Linked DNA regions of Homo sapiens: all the other regions are linked to region 3. A link is a contact called in ENCODE Hi-C or POLR2A ChIA-PET data. All regions are on one chromosome and are shown on one strand. Each heading gives the region's core, a stretch centred on a gene start or an enhancer-like site at or near the end of the contact. The rest is flanking DNA. Distances are from core to core; before and after follow the strand shown. Region 1 holds the start of PRPF40B (pre-mRNA processing factor 40B). Region 2 overlaps DIP2B (disco interacting protein 2 homolog B). Region 3 holds the start of COX14 (cytochrome c oxidase assembly factor COX14).

The links. Hi-C counts contacts between places; a loop is a spot of excess contacts on that map. ChIA-PET counts read pairs that join two places held with the same protein, here RNA polymerase II (POLR2A). Pooled maps may share reads with other maps.
Region 1: a loop to region 3 is called in a pooled map, with 16 times the contacts of the local background. The contact joins the promoter of PRPF40B here to the promoter of COX14 in region 3. A Hi-C loop is called at or near these places in 14 of 50 pooled maps. POLR2A ChIA-PET finds 5 or more read pairs at or near these places in 4 of 52 experiments (CD4-positive, alpha-beta T cell, PC-9, activated CD4-positive, alpha-beta T cell and 1 more).
Region 2: a pooled map shows a loop between it and region 3 (3-fold over the local background). The contact joins the enhancer-like site here to the promoter of COX14 in region 3. A Hi-C loop is called at or near these places in 5 of 50 pooled maps. POLR2A ChIA-PET finds 5 or more read pairs at or near these places in 3 of 52 experiments (HEK293, activated CD4-positive, alpha-beta T cell and activated CD8-positive, alpha-beta memory T cell).

The regions. Positions count from the first base shown.
Region 1 is chr12:49,621,611-49,626,137 of GRCh38, reverse strand. It overlaps PRPF40B (pre-mRNA processing factor 40B), which reads right to left and starts at 2,577. Exons shown (of 26, transcript NM_001031698.3): 1 at 2,545-2,577. The coding sequence starts at 2,547. It also overlaps a transcript of FAM186B not described here. RefSeq lists silencers at 2,362-2,861, 3,722-3,771 and an enhancer at 3,442-3,531.
Region 2 is chr12:50,576,761-50,581,766 of GRCh38, reverse strand. The region is part of intron 1 of DIP2B (disco interacting protein 2 homolog B); the gene reads right to left. Among named protein-coding and RNA genes, the nearest start is that of DIP2B, 74 kb to the right of the region's middle. RefSeq lists enhancers at 1,586-1,785, 2,186-2,325. Within about 2 kb of position 1,691, at least 4 of the 41 ENCODE cell types and tissues checked have a DNase peak (open chromatin) inside an H3K27ac peak, as active enhancers do.
Region 3 is chr12:50,109,582-50,114,669 of GRCh38, reverse strand. COX14 (cytochrome c oxidase assembly factor COX14) reads right to left here and starts at 2,434. Exons shown (of 2, transcript NM_032901.4): 1 at 2,369-2,434. GPD1 (glycerol-3-phosphate dehydrogenase 1) reads right to left here. Exons shown (of 8, transcript NM_005276.4): 8 at 3,357-5,088. RefSeq lists enhancers at 2,105-2,154, 2,165-2,404, 2,625-2,884, 2,945-2,994.

The DNA.
Region 1 (4,527 bases), core at 1,328-3,827, 490 kb after region 3:
GTGACAGAGAGAGGTAGCTTGGCAGAAGTCTTTGTGGCTTGGAAAAAGGAAATTGGATTGAAATGTTGGCATGAGAAAACCTAATAAAGCTAACTGTATACAGTCATCTTCAACTTGGGATGAAGACCTCTGGCCAGGATTCAGACACTGGCCTATTCTGGACAGTTCCCCACAGAGGACAGAACAATGGAATAAACATAAACTACTACAGAACTTCCAAAGCCCTTCCTTCGCTGAGCTTCCCGTGTTGTGTCCCTGCTTTCCTGAAACACCCCGTCCCTCTCCTACCTGCTGCAGTGCCATAAAACTTTGGGTCTTATTTTATTTCTGGGTGAGAATATGAAGACATTAACTAGTGACAGGGAAGGATATAGAAATGGTTGCTGAAAGAGAAGCAGATCCTGTGTCTTCCCTGGAACAAAAACACATTTGTGGGCTGAGAGATGATGAAGAGACACTTGATCATCTGATCATCATATGTTCACCTGGGCCAGTGAGGGGCCACCCCTTTCCCACCACCAAAGATGCAATCAATACTTCTGGGACTTCACATCTAAGGGGCATCTCAGAACTTAGCACTCAGAAGAATAAAAGGAGAAAAGGACAAGAATGGAGAGGCAGTAGGAAAAAAAACAGAAAGAGGGAATGATAACAGCTAATAGCTAATATTTACTGAGCACTTATTATGAGCCAGATACTGTGTCAAACACTCATTTAATCCTGGCAACCATCTCAGAGGTTATTATTCCCATTTTACAGATAAAGAAACTGAGGTTCAGAGATTAAGTAACCTGACCAAGGTTCCAAGACATTAAATGGGAGAGGCAGGTTTGGAATCCAAGCAGTCTGACTCCAAAGCCTGTGCTTTCAACCAGTTCACAAAGCTGCCTCCCAGCAAGGATGATGGCGCCACAGATGATACTGCTTACATTCAGATACATTTCCTTTTTTCTTTTTTAACCCCAATCCTTACACAATCCAGAAATCCTCAGCGAGCCAGGTGTTCCCAAGGTCTGCTTGGTCTGACTCATTCCCACTTCCTGAAGATGAAGGCTGGGAGGCACATCTCTCAGAAAGTGGTAGCCATCATCAAAAAAAAGGCTGAGAGACCAGCTGGTTACCCTGTGATCTACCTGCGGCCCTTCTTCAGCTGCCCCAAACAGCACCTGCCCTTCCGTTTCAAAGACCATCCTAGTTTCCAACTTTCCTGGACCAGCCCTACTCTTCCTCTTGCTCCCCAAAGATCTGCCTTACTAGAAAGTATCTTCCTGTTGCTTTTTTTTTTTTTTTTTGAGACAGAGCTTCGCTCTTGTTGCCCAGACTGGAGTGCAATGGCGCGATCTCAGCTCACCACAACCTCTGCCTCCCGGGTTCAAGTGATTCTTCTGCCTCAGCCTCCAGAGTAGCTGGGATTACAGGCATGGGCCACCACGCCTAATTTTGTATTTTTAGTAAAGACAGGGTTTCTCCATGTTGGTCAGGCTGGTCTCCAACTCCTGACCTCAGGTGATTCGCCCGCCTCGGCCTCCCAAAGTGCTGGGATTACAGGCATGAGCCACCGCGCCCGGCCCCTGTTGCTTCTTTCTGATCCTGCCATCTCATCACTCTCCCTCTGAAGAAGCGAATGTTACTTTTGGTCTCCATCATTGTGGAGTTAGGTTTCAACCTCCTCCTCTCCTTAGAGTTCTTCCATCCCTCCAACAGGATAAGGCTAGCCAGCCCCAGCCCGGCAGGCTTTCTGTCTACCATCCCCCCGCACCCGTGGGGATTTCTCCAGCCCCAGCCCAAGGCCTCGCCTCCATCTTCATCCTTTCCTTTGCTTCCCTACCAAACCCATTCTCCTAAACTTCCTCCTCAAAAACCTATTCATTTAGACCCTGGAAGAGATCTGGGATTTAATTTTCATGCATTTCCTTTTTAAAAAAATTGATGGGAAATCTGAGGCCCAAAGAAAGGTAGTGACTTGCCCAAGGTCACACAGAGTCGTTAGTTTGTTGATGGCCTGGGCTGGGAGCCCCTTTCTTCAGAGGCCCCCTCTCCACCTCAGGAGACAAGCTCTTGCAAATGCAGGAAGGTGAAGCAGGGAGTCCCCAAGTGGTCTGAGGAGCACCCAGGCTTCCAAAGGGAACGGGCGCTGGGGCTGGGGGAAGGGCATGTCGCACACCAAATATCCCAGGAGGGGAAACTGGTCCCCACCTGTCCCCTGGTCCCCTCAGTCCCCTCATCTCCGCCCTCTCTCTTCTTTCCCGATCTTTCTCCGCGAACCCACCCCCACCTCTCCCAATCCCACTCTTCACCCAGTCCCGCCACTCTCGCACCTTTCGCCCCCGGCCAGGCTCCATCATGGCCTCCCCCGCCCCTTCGCCCCCAGTCCCCGCCCCCATCCCCCCTCCCGGGCTCTCTTCCCTCACCCTTGGCCTCCCTCGCCCTCCCCGGGGTCCCAGCTATCCCCAGCGGCCTCCCCGCCCCATCGGCCACGGCCCGGGCCGCAGGGGGCGCTGTGGGACCGCCCCGAGCCCCTCCACCCCCGCGCGGGGATGTTACCATGCCAGAGCCTCCGAGCAGCTGGGCCGGCTCAGCCCACCCGCCAGTAAGAGCCGCTCTGATTGGCCAGGCCGCAGCCGGGAGGGCGGGGCCGGCGGGGGGTCGCACCCCTTCGTGGCCGGGGCTCCGGTGGCTCCCGCCGGCGAGCGGGGCCCCAACCGGCCCGGTGTGTTCGGTCCCGGCCCCGCCCCCCCGGCACGGAGAACCAGGCCCCGCCCCCGCGCCGCCGCGTCCCGGGTCCGCCCCCCGGGGGGCGGGGCACGCCTGCTCCCGCCTCTGACTGACGGTCGGGGGCCGGCGCCTCTGCCTCTCCCCGCTGCCTGCGTCCTGGCTTCGCAGTCGCCGGCGCTCCAGGAGCCGAAGCGTTCACGCAGTGTGTAGGGTGCCTTTGCGCTGCACAGCGAATTTAATTTGCTGTGTAGCTCTTTTACAGTACTTTTAAGTTAGTTAACTCCAGAACTATTTGTTGAGCACCTGTGAGGTGGCAGGGTCTGTCTCAGGGACTGAGCACACAGCAGCTTGGAAAAAAAAAAAAAAAAAGACAAATCCCCGAAATCACGCCCTTGTGGGGCGTACACGTGCTTCTCGCGTGACCCTGAAGTTCACTTTTGGGACCTGGCTCCCACTGAGCGCTGAACTCATGAGAGCAGGGCCCACTCTTTGACAGAAGTTAAAAATGTGAGGTACATGCTTGCTGTGCGGCTGAGGAAACTGTAACCTGGAGCTCTGCGGGGAATGCGCTGAAGGCCTTGGGGCTGGAGAGTGACAGGCCCCAGGCACACGGGTGCAGAAAGGCGCTGACCGCCAGCCTGCAAAGCCCCGCAAAAGGCGCTTCCTGTTCCCTTTATTCCCCCCTCACCTGAGCCGGGACTCGCGTGATGCCGTGCTAGGTTCCTGAGAGCCAAAGAACTCCGGAGAGGTAGAAAAACTCCTGACACGAAGAGTTAGAGGTGACACCTGGGAGGAAAAGGAAGTGGGATTCACCCTTGTGGGCTGCTGTAGAGAGAAAATGCTTTGTGGTTTAATCAAAATGATACCCACATGGTCTCAAATGAAGGCCCAGCTCTGCGGTTTTCTTTTCTTATTTGAGGCAGCGTATTGATCTGTCACCCAGGCTGGAGTGCAGTGGCACAATCAGGGTTCACTGCAGCCTCAGCCTCCTGGTCTCAACCGGTCCTTCTCCCTCAGCCTCCGAGTAGCTGGGACTACAGGCGTGTGCCACAACGCCCGGCTAATTTTGTAACTTTTTGGAGACGACGTCTCCCTGTACTGCCCACGCTGGGTCCTGTGGTTTTCAAACTTTTGGGGGAGGTGGGGTGAGGAGACTGGCGCGCGGCCCGCAGCCGCCGCCGCGGCAGGAGAGGGGAATGGAGGGGGCGGGCGGGGGGAGGAGGACGGACCACCGGCGGCCTCTCCACCGCTCCCACCTTCCCCCGGGGGCTGCCGCGATGCCAGCGCAGCTGGGGCGATTTTCAAACTATTATTGAGATCTCTAAGTATAGCAGAAGTGGTCCAGAGGTTCCGTGAACTTTCATGAATTGCATTTTTATTTTTTAAATGCTTTTCTTTTCTTTAATGAAATATTTCTTAGAACATGTACACACATATAGAATCGAATAATTGTACCAGATTTGTTAAGACAAACAGCAGAGCCCTGCCCCCATCGTCTTCCCCTCTCTGGAGGCAACGTTTTCACCTCTTTTAGCTGTTTCTTCTGGCATTTACCTTCACATCTCCGGCCTTCCCCCAGCTGCAGCCCTCCCCACAGGGCAAGGGGTCCAAGGGGATTTGCCCATGCAAAGCACACTTGCCCAGGATTAGACCATATTCTGAATACCTAGGACCCTGGAATTCCCTGCCCAGCTTCCTCCTTGGGTCTGTCCTCCCCAGGGAGACCTTCTGTTTTTTCCTGCACAAACTTTTATTTTTCCTGGAATTAATAATCTTGTTTTTTAAAATCATTTATTTTCTATGTATTTCTCA
Region 2 (5,006 bases), core at 442-2,941, 470 kb before region 3:
ACAGGGCAAGCAAACCATGCCTGAGTCAGCAGGAGTTGAGTGGATATCCCTTGTGCTGCCCGGTGACTCCACTGTCTTGGGCACGATAACGTACACCACAAGTAGTGTTTAAGGTCACCTACCACTGTGGTGAATGTGGGTAGCAAGTAGACGCTATGGAGGAGAAATCAGCACTGAGTAAGGCCCCTCCTAGGGTATATGGTAAATAGTATTTTATTCTACTAGCAATCTCCTCTACCCCCTTCCACATTTCTTTTTACTCTCCCTCTTTGGAAACCTAATTTGTGGCAAACAAGGTCAACTGTACAGCATACAGCCGGAAAGAATCACACTCCTATTGGGCGCCTCCAACCTGATGGTTACCTGACTGGTTTTACTGACAGAACTGGTTGCCCAGGAGGGTGGATATTATTTCTGAGAGCCACAAAGGACATTTTCTTTATGCAGTAGCGGTCTTAAAAGCCTGCCTATTTTTTAGCTTATGAATAAATTCCTGTTTCAATGATTCCCAAATCTGGCTAATTACAGGCATTTCCAGAAGAGTTCTTTTAAAGTCTCAATTGGGCCAGAAATCTGTGTTTTTGAAAGTCATCAAGTAGTTGTGCTCATTCACATGCAGAAAGTAATGATGTGGCATGACCTATAGCACAAATGTAAGTCAGAATTCCAAAGAGTGAGCGACCTCTAAAATGTATTTAGTTATTCCGAACACAAAATAGTTTCTCCAAAATAAAACCACAATTCTAGTTAATATACAAAGTAAAACTGAATTCATAATGCAGCAAAAAACATTAAGAAAGAGCTACCAAATTACAAGGAAGGACTAAAGCCGGGTCGGTCCTTCAAGGCTGGCATTGTTGACATTTTGGGCTAGATAATTCTTTGTTGATGGAGGGTGCTGTGTGCACTGTAGGATATTTCCATCATTTGAACATAAAGTGTGTGAAAGTATTGCTGTAACAAAACAATTAGTAATTCTGCTGACCTCTACCCATTAAATGCCAGTAGCAATTTCATCCCCCAACCCAGAGCTCTGACAACCAAAAATGTCTCTAGACCTTGCCAAATGTACCCTGACGGTTGAGGGGTGCAAAATTGCCTCAGTTCAGAACAACTGAACTGAAGGAACTGGGTTAAAAATAGAAGAAAGTTGCAGTGAGCCGAGATCACGCCACTACACTCTAGTCTGGGCAACAGAGTGAGACACAGTCTCAAAAAAAAAAAAAAAGGAAAAAGAAAAGAAAGGATAAAGTAGACTGGAGTAAAAATATAGATAATAAAATTTCTGCAAAATATAAAGAAAAAGCATAAGGAGCACCATTCTTGGCTATTTTTATTTTAAAAAATAAAATTAAAGGAAATTAGCTTAAATTATAAAAGAGGGCATCTGGAGTACTCATAAGGAAAAATCTCTTAACTCCAAAGGCTTATTAAAGCCAGGAAACTGGAGCCCTTTACCTGGAGATAATTAGAATGAATCAGAATGAAATGACTGTGATATAACTCAGAAGGTTTGGGGCAACAGTGTGTAGTGCTGAGACCTCTGGAGGGCCCTTTTTAGCCTAAGAGTCTCTCCTGTCCTGGAGCCCTAAAGACTTCTTCAGAAGGAAAGTACTTGACTCACAATTAATGTCTCACTGTGGATTCAAGTCCACGTGATATGACCAATTTCTGAATGTACACACAAGCAAGCCAACAAAGTTAGCAAGGTTGGCCCTTCCCTGTTGTTTTTGCCCCACAAGGTCTAGGTTAAGCTAAGAACTGGTCTTCTCCTTTGTGCCCATGGTTATTTCCAGCATTTGTCCAGTGCCTGTGCCAAGACTGCCAGTCAGAAGTGGAGATCTGACCAGGAATTGTATCCATACCAGATCAGCACACCTACCAGGCCAATCTCATCAAAAGTAAAGGCAAAGAGAAGAAATAAGGGAAGTGAGAAGGAAATACAGTTGAGTCAGAAATGACTTTACTTTCAATCTGCAGTTCTCCAAAAATGTGGTCCACAGTTTCTGGGGGTCTCTCCAAAATTACAGGGGTCCATGAAGCTATGTATATATATATATATATATATATATATATATATATATATATATATATATATATATATATATATATATATATATATTTTTTTTTTTTTTTTTTTTTTTTTTTTTTTTTTGAGACGGAGTCTCACTCTATCACCCAGGCTGGAGTACAGTGCCATGATCTCGGCTCACTGCAACCTCCACCTCCCAGGTTCAAGTGATTTTCCTGCCTCAGCCTCCTGACTAGCTGGGGTTACAGGCACCTGCCACCACACCTGGCTAATTTTGTATTTTTTGTAGAGACGGGGTTTCACCATGTTGCCCAGGCTGGTGTCCAACTCCTGGGCTCAAGTGATCTGCCCTCCTTGGCCTCCCAAAGTGTTGGGATTACAGGTGTGAGCCATTGTGCCTGACCTAGATTCAGGTTTTCTAAAATTTTTATTTTTGCTTAAAATCACTATCAGTTCACTGTAACTTATAATTGTCAACAAATGCTGCCAGCAACAGGCTCATTTCATTCATTTTTGAGAAAATATCTGGCTGACATCCAAATCTAAATATATAACCATAGTTTATCTCTCATTTATTCTTTCAAGTAGAAATGATGTTTAAAAAGTCAGCTCACAACTCTCAAACAATTGTACAAATGTTTTTCCTTGACACAACACAGAATTGTACAAAAATGTGGACTCAGGCATTAAGATGTACTAAAATCAATATCTTTTACCGTGAGTGCATGGACTAGGTTGCCACTACCTTGATTTGTGCTGTTTCCAGCAATTTTACTCACCATTGCTTTTGTACCATTAGTATAAATAATTTAAAAGTGTACAGTTTGAGATGCATTGTTGTGGATAAAGAACAATAAATAAAATTTTCCGCACCTGGCCAAAATAAAATTTTCAAATAGCCTTTAACACAGTATAAAAGAGCAAACAGGCCGGGCGCGGTGGCTTATGCTTGTAATCCCAGCACTTTGGGAGGCCGAGGCGGGCAGATCACGAGGTCAGGAGATCGAGACCATCCTGGCTAACACGGTGAAACCCTGTCTCTACTAAAAATACAAAAAAATTAGCCGGGTGTGATGGCGGGCGCCTGTAGTCCCAGCTACTCGGGAGGCTGAGGCAGGAGAATGGCATGAACCCGGGAGGCCGAGCTTGCAGTGAGCCGAGATTGCGCCACTGCACTCCCGCCTGGGCCACAGAGCGAGACTCCGTCTCAAAAAAAAAAAAAAAAAAAAAGAGCAAATAACATCTTAATATCATTATTGAAATATTGTTTAGGGCCAGGCGTGGTTTTTTGATTCTATATAATGAAATATGTCAAAATTTAGAAGGTACGTATAACTATTTTCCAAATAACCAACACATAATCTTCAAACAAACAAACAAACAAAAAAAAGATGTACGGGTAACACATCCATTCGAAGTATAAAACAAGGCCGGCCACAGTGGCTCACGCCTATAATCCCAGCACTTTGGGAGCCCGAGGCAGGTGATACCTTGAGGTCAGGAGTTTGAGACAAGCCTGACCAACATGGTAAAACCCCATCTCTACTAAAAATACAAAAATTAGCTGGCTGTGGTGCACGTCTGTGTCCCAGCTACTTGGGAGGCTGAGGCATGAGAATCACTTGAACCTGGGAGGTGGAGGTTGCAGTGAGCCAAGATTGTGCCACTGCATTCCAGCCTGGCAGAGCCAGACCCTGTCTCAAAAGAAAAAAATAGTGCAACACACATCAATGAATCTAAATGTAACACAGTATGAAAAGTTAACTGATATAGTTTCATAATCTACATTGTAACTAACCTTTAAGAAGTTATTATTTGTGGACTTTTGATGCAGTATCACAGAAGAATAACCACAGTTATCTGATAAGACTATTAAAATGCTGTACTCCTGACTCTTCCAACTACATAGCTGCATGAGGCCAGATTTTTTTTTTTAATTTTACTTTAATTTCTGGGATACATGTGAGGACAGATTTTCTTTATCATAACAGATTAATGAAAAGACATTTATAAGAATCCAGACACTAAAGAGATTCACAGAAAGGTAAAACTGCTTTTCTACCTATTATTTTTTGTTTTAGAAAATATAGTTATTTCTCATATAAAAGTGTATTATATATAAATATAATAAATTTATTATTGTTATTTAGGATAAATATTTTAACATTTCAGTTTTACTTTTTTTTATTTTTTTTATTTTTTAGACGGAGTCTCGCTCTGTTGCCCAGGTTGGAGTGCAGTGGCACCATTTCAGCTCACTGCAAGCTCCACCTTCTGGGTTCACACCATTCTCCTGCCTCAGCTTCCCGAGTGGCTGGGACTACAGGGGCCCGCCACCACGCCTGGCTAAATTTTTTTTGTATTTTTAGTAGAGGCAGGGTTTCACTGTGTTAGCCCGGATGGTCTCGATCTCCTGACCTCGTGATCCGCCCGCCTCGGCCTCCCAAAGTGCTGAGATTACAGGCATGAGCCATGGCGCCTGGCCCTCAGCTTTACTTTCTAATATGGGGTCAACAGGGATACATATAACTTACCTAAACAAAAGCTCTTTGAGCCTCAATAATTTAAGAGTGTAAAGTTGGAAAACCATGATCACAGATAAAGAACAAGAAGTTAAAAATTTAAAGTCTTGACTGGGCATGGTGGCTCACGCCTGTAGTCAGGAGTTCGAGACCAGCCTGGCCAACATGGTGAAAGCCCCCTCTACTAAAAATACAAAAATTAGGCGTGGTAATCCCAGCTACTCAGGAGGCTGAGGCAGGAGAATCACTTGAACCTAGGAGGCGGATGTTACACTGAGCCGAGATTGTGCCACTGCACTCCAGCCTGGGCAACGAGACCGAAACTCCGTATCAAAAAAAAATAATAATAACAAGGGATGTTTGCAGGGAGAGAATTAATAGGACTCGACCTAGAAAAGATGCAGCCTAACTTTTTCTGTAAAGGGTCAGACCGGCTGGGCGCGGTAGCTCAC
Region 3 (5,088 bases), core at 1,185-3,684:
CATATGGAGGTAATAAGCAAAACCAAAGGAGAGGATAAGACCAGAAAGAGAGAGGCCAAGGGAGCAACAGTTCAAAGAAGGCAACAATTAAGGAGAAAAGGCAGGTAGGAAATTCCAAGGCCCGGCGCAGTGGCTCACTCCTGTAGTCCCAGCACTTTGGGAAGCCGAGGAGGGCGGATCACCTGAGGTTGGGAGCTCGAGACCAGCCTGACCAACACGGAAAAACCCCACCTCTACTAAAAGTACAAAAATTAGCCAGGCGTGGGGTGGCACATGCCTGTAATCCCAGCTACTCAGGAGGCTGAGGCAGGAGAATCGCTTGAATCCAGGAGGCGGAGGTTGTGGTGAGCTGAGATCGCGCCACTGCACTCCAGCCTGGGCAACGAGTGAAACTCCACCCCTCAAAAAAAAAAAAATTCCAGAAACACCTGTTTTTTTTTTTTTTTTTTTCATTTAACTACATCCCCCTTCCTGGTTGAAAACCACTGCTGAATCAAGTCACTGCCACTGATGGAGGTGTACTGTATCTTTCCAGTGTGTTAGGCTAGAATAAAAATTGAGAACCATAGCTGGGTGTGGTGACATGCACCTGCAGTCCCAGCTACTAGGGAGGTTTGGGTGGGAGGCTTGCCTGAGCCAACGAGTTTGGGGCTGCAGTGAGCTGTGATCACGGCCCTGCACTTGCAGAGCAAGACTGTGTCTCTAAAAATAATAATAATAATGATAATAAAGAAAAAAAAAAGGCTGGGCGTGAGCCACCTGTAATCTCAGTACTTTGGGAGGCAGAAGTGGGCTGATAACCTGAGGTCAGGAGTTCGAGACCATCTTGGCCAATATGATAAAACCCTGTCTTGACTAAAAATACAAAAATTAGCCAGGCATGGTGGCACATGCCTGTAATCCCAGCTACTCAGGAGGCTGAGACAGGAGAATCATTTGAACCCGGGAGGCGGAGGTTGCAGTGAGCCGAGATCGCGCCACTGTACTCCAGCCTGGGCGACAGGGCGAGACTCCGTCTCAAAAAAATAAATAAAATAACAAACAAATAAATAAATAAATAAAATAACGGCCGGGTACAGTGGCTCACGCCTGTAATCCCAGCACTTTGGGAGGCCGAGGCGGGTGGATCACGAGGTCAGGATATCGAGACCATCCTGGCTAACACAGTGAAACCCCATCTCTACTAAAAACACAAAAAATTAGCCGGGCGTGGTGGCGGGCACCTGTAGTCCCAGCTACTCTGGAGGCTGAGGCAGGAGAATGGCATGAACCCGGAAGGCGGAGCTTGTAGTGAGCCGAGATCCCGCCACGGGACCCCAGCCTGGGCGACAGAGCAAGACTCCGTCTCAAAAAAAAAAAAAAAAAATTGCGTAAACGTATGGGTAGAAGTGCGATTTTGTTACATGCATACACTGCATAGTGGTCAACTCAGGGCTTTTAAGGTATCCATCATCTTTTATCTACTTTTTGTTTGGCACTTAGAGAGTAGTACATCGGCCGGGTACGGTGGCTCACGCCGGTAATCCCAACACTTTGGGAGGCCGAGGCGGGAGGATGGCTTGAGCTCAGGAGTTGGAGACCAGGTTGGGCAACATAGGGAGACCTTTTCTCTATTTAAAAACAACAACAACAACAACAAAAAAAAAACCTTTTTTTAAAAATTACCCGGGCGTGGTGGCGCACACCTGCAGCCTGAGCGACAAAGCAAGACCCTGTCTCAAAATAACATAACATAACATAACATAACATAACATAACATAACGTACATCATGCTACGGAGGCCGCTAAAAAGAACATGGCTTCTGTCATACAGGAGCTTATGGTCTCATGGAGAGGCACTGTGAGAGTTCAGAGACAACAGCTCAAAGACAGGGTGGGGGCTTGAGAAAACTTAGCAGAAAGGTGTAGGGGTGGGAATCGGGGTGGGAGTGGAACTGTCTTTTTAGAAGGATGGCCTGGAGAAGAGGAGCAGTGAGAGCATTCCAGGAAGTGAAAGCGGTCAAGAGGTGGAGCTGGATAGCCGATATGCACGAAGGGTGCCCCGGAGAGCCACTTATCAGGACGCAGAGGTCTATAGAGCAAGGAAGAGGCAGAGTTGGAGCGTGGAGGGTCGAGACGCCAGGCAGGAGTCGAGGTTTGACAGGATTAGCGCTGAGCTCTAGCAAGACTGACCTACTGCTGCGAGGAGCTTGGGCTTGGGCAGGAAGCAGTGCAGCTCGCGGTCCGCAACGCAACAGAAGCGGGTGAATTCAAGGGCACCAGGCCTGCAGACTAGGGGATGGGAGGACGCGGCAAGCGGAGACTGGCCCAGGTGGGCGCGCAGGCAGTGGGACTGGCAGCCCCTGCTCGGCCCTAGCCGGCAGCGTACCTGGATGCTGCAGCTCCTTCGCATCCAACCGAGGCCTCCTCAGGCAGGCAGGGTCTCGAGGCCACTGTCTACGCAACTTCCCAGCACAGCCGAACGCAGCACTCGGAACCAGACACGTGAGGGTAGCGTCCCTGGACAACCCTGAACGCCTCAGCTATTGGTGCAGAAAGCAACTTTCTCCCTCCCACCTGCCGGGTTAGCCTCTAGGATTCGGCTTGCCGCGCTATAAAGGGAACTGCGCATCAGACGCGGCACAACTCCGCCCACTAAGGCGGGAGTCCGCGCAGGCCGTCACTCTGGCTGGAGGCCGGCTTTGAACTTCCGGCTTCCGGGCCCGTTATCCTTACTACGCATCCTCAGACGCGCCGTGCTCTCGGAGAGGCCCGCTGAATTCTGGGGGCTGTGGTTTCTCTCCCTCGAGGGAGGGTCTTTGGCGAGCCAAGCTCTGGAACCGGAAGTTTTAGGATGCTAAATCAGAGTCAGCCAATCCTCAGCCTACGGTGCGGTGACGTCGCCAGTAGCTGGGTAGATTTTCGCAGCCGGCCTTCTGGAGGTGGATCGCGCGCCCCCTAGAGCCCGGCTGTGGGCCTAGTCCAGGTAGGGGCCCGAGGGGCACCGCGATGCCTGGACCGCTAAGGATGCGGCAGCTTGGCCCGTGACCAAGGAATGGGCACAAGGGATGAGAGTCTAACGTTTCCGTCCCGTGTGTGATCTCTATTCTTGCAGGAGGCATGATAAAGCCCCTAAGAAGGGCCGGCAAGGCCGGGGCCAGCTTGCGGCGAGGGCGGGAGGGGGCGCTGGCGGGAGGGGAGAGAGAGGGATGGGGACTGAGTGGGCACCGCCGCTGACCCCTGGAGTAGCTGCGATTATGGAGGAGGGATTTCTTTTTTCATTTTTCCTACGGTAAGAGGGAAAACATACGTGCAATGATACGCGCCAGCACACGCACTGCCACATGCACTGAAGCTCCCTCTCCCAACTCTTCTTGTTTCTGGAAAAAACACGCTTTATTGGGTAGACAAATAGGCCTGATGGGAAGGCCTGAGTCACAGTGCACTGGGGAGTGAACAAAAGTAGGCAAAGTGCTTGAAGCTTCCCCTTTGCCCCCACCTTAACCTCCTGGGGAGGCAGCTCTGGACACTCAGTACCCAGACCTGGGCTCAGCAAGGCCTGGGGTGACTGTGCCCCTCACTCCTGCTGCCTGATCTGGGCAGCCCCACCCTTCACTGGTAAGACAGAATTCTCAAGGGATAGGCGCAGAGAGGAGCCCGCCTCCCTGGTTCATTGGAGAGTAACAGGGTTTTAGCATAATGCTGGCCAGAGCCAGTGTGCCAGGTGCTGCCACACAGGAAGCTGACAGCCCTGCTGGACGGGCGGGAGCCTCTCGGGCCCTCCGGACTATTTATAGCTGGAGGCCTAGGCTGCTGACCTGTGACATTCCTCTGCTGCCACCCCATCCTGGAGCAAGGCAAGTGCAGAGCACACTCCTCCTCCTCCCCTCCTGTTCTTTCCTCACCCCAGGGAGTAGGGTGGTTTTGATTTTCTTCCTCCTCCTTGAGTTTCCCAGCTCTCGAGTTGCTGGTGTTGTCAGTACCTCACGAGAAGGCCCTCATTCAGCAAAGAGAGCTGCCCTTGGAATATTGGTGCCCACCAACATAGGAATCTGCTCACCCTTCCCTACCGTTCATCAGCCTTTGGGCCACCCTCTGGCCTGCTGGCTTCCAGATGCCAGGCATGGTTAGCTGGTTACCCTGGCCGGTCTGGAGCAGCTGAGGAAGAGGTGCAGAGTTTGGGAGGAAGAAAGGGGTGGAGTCAGGGATGTCCTCTGGGGAGATAGCACAGGAGGGGCCCAGCTGACACCTCCCCCAGCTAGAGCTACTGAGAAGGAAGCCTGGGTGAATACAAAGGTCACAGGGAGCTGAGTGATCTGAGCCTGTTATGAAAGGTGTAGCTCTGTCAGCAGATTAAGTTCCTGCTCCCCAAAGAGGGTGCTGGCGGGGAGGGTGAGGGAAGGCTTGGAAAGGTCGCACAGAGTGGGGAGGAGCTGGCAAAGAACTAGGAACCGGGAAGTCCCTGGGGAGAATGTCAAGCCACCGAGCTACAGATGCCAGCATGGCAGCAATTTGGGTGCCAGGGCAGCCTGGGGGAGGGGGAAGGGGGAGAACCAGAGGTTTCTGAGGACACAGATGTTGCTAGGAGAAGCTAAAAGGGGTTTGTTTGAGATCTTTGTATTTTGTTAACAAACACTGAGATCCATCGAAGCTGTGTGGGTCCTGGCAGAGGTCAGCAAAGGGGTCCTTGGGGCCTGCATCAGCTCAGAAGCCCAGACCCCTCCCTGACAATCCTTGCCTCATCGCTCCTGTGGCTAAGATACTTCTTCAGCCCTTTAACAGGATTACTGGTGTATGTGAGACAGCCACTAGCAGCCCCTGCCCTACCGGCCTCTCCCCCAACCCTTCTCCACATACATCACCCCCGCCACCAAGCAGGCAGCACTGGGGCTTGATTCCACCCCTCCCAGAGGATATGGAGAAAGCCCCACATCTGGAGAGGGACAGGGCAACTGCATTTCTGGCAAATGTGGTGGCATGAGGCTGCCAGTGGCTTGACAGTTCAGGATCTCCAGGTGCGTAGCTGGGCCCCATAGCCTCCTGTCCTCCAGTGAAAAGATGAGAAGACTCTGCTCCCTGGGAGTCCTGGAGATCCTGGTGACTAGGTAC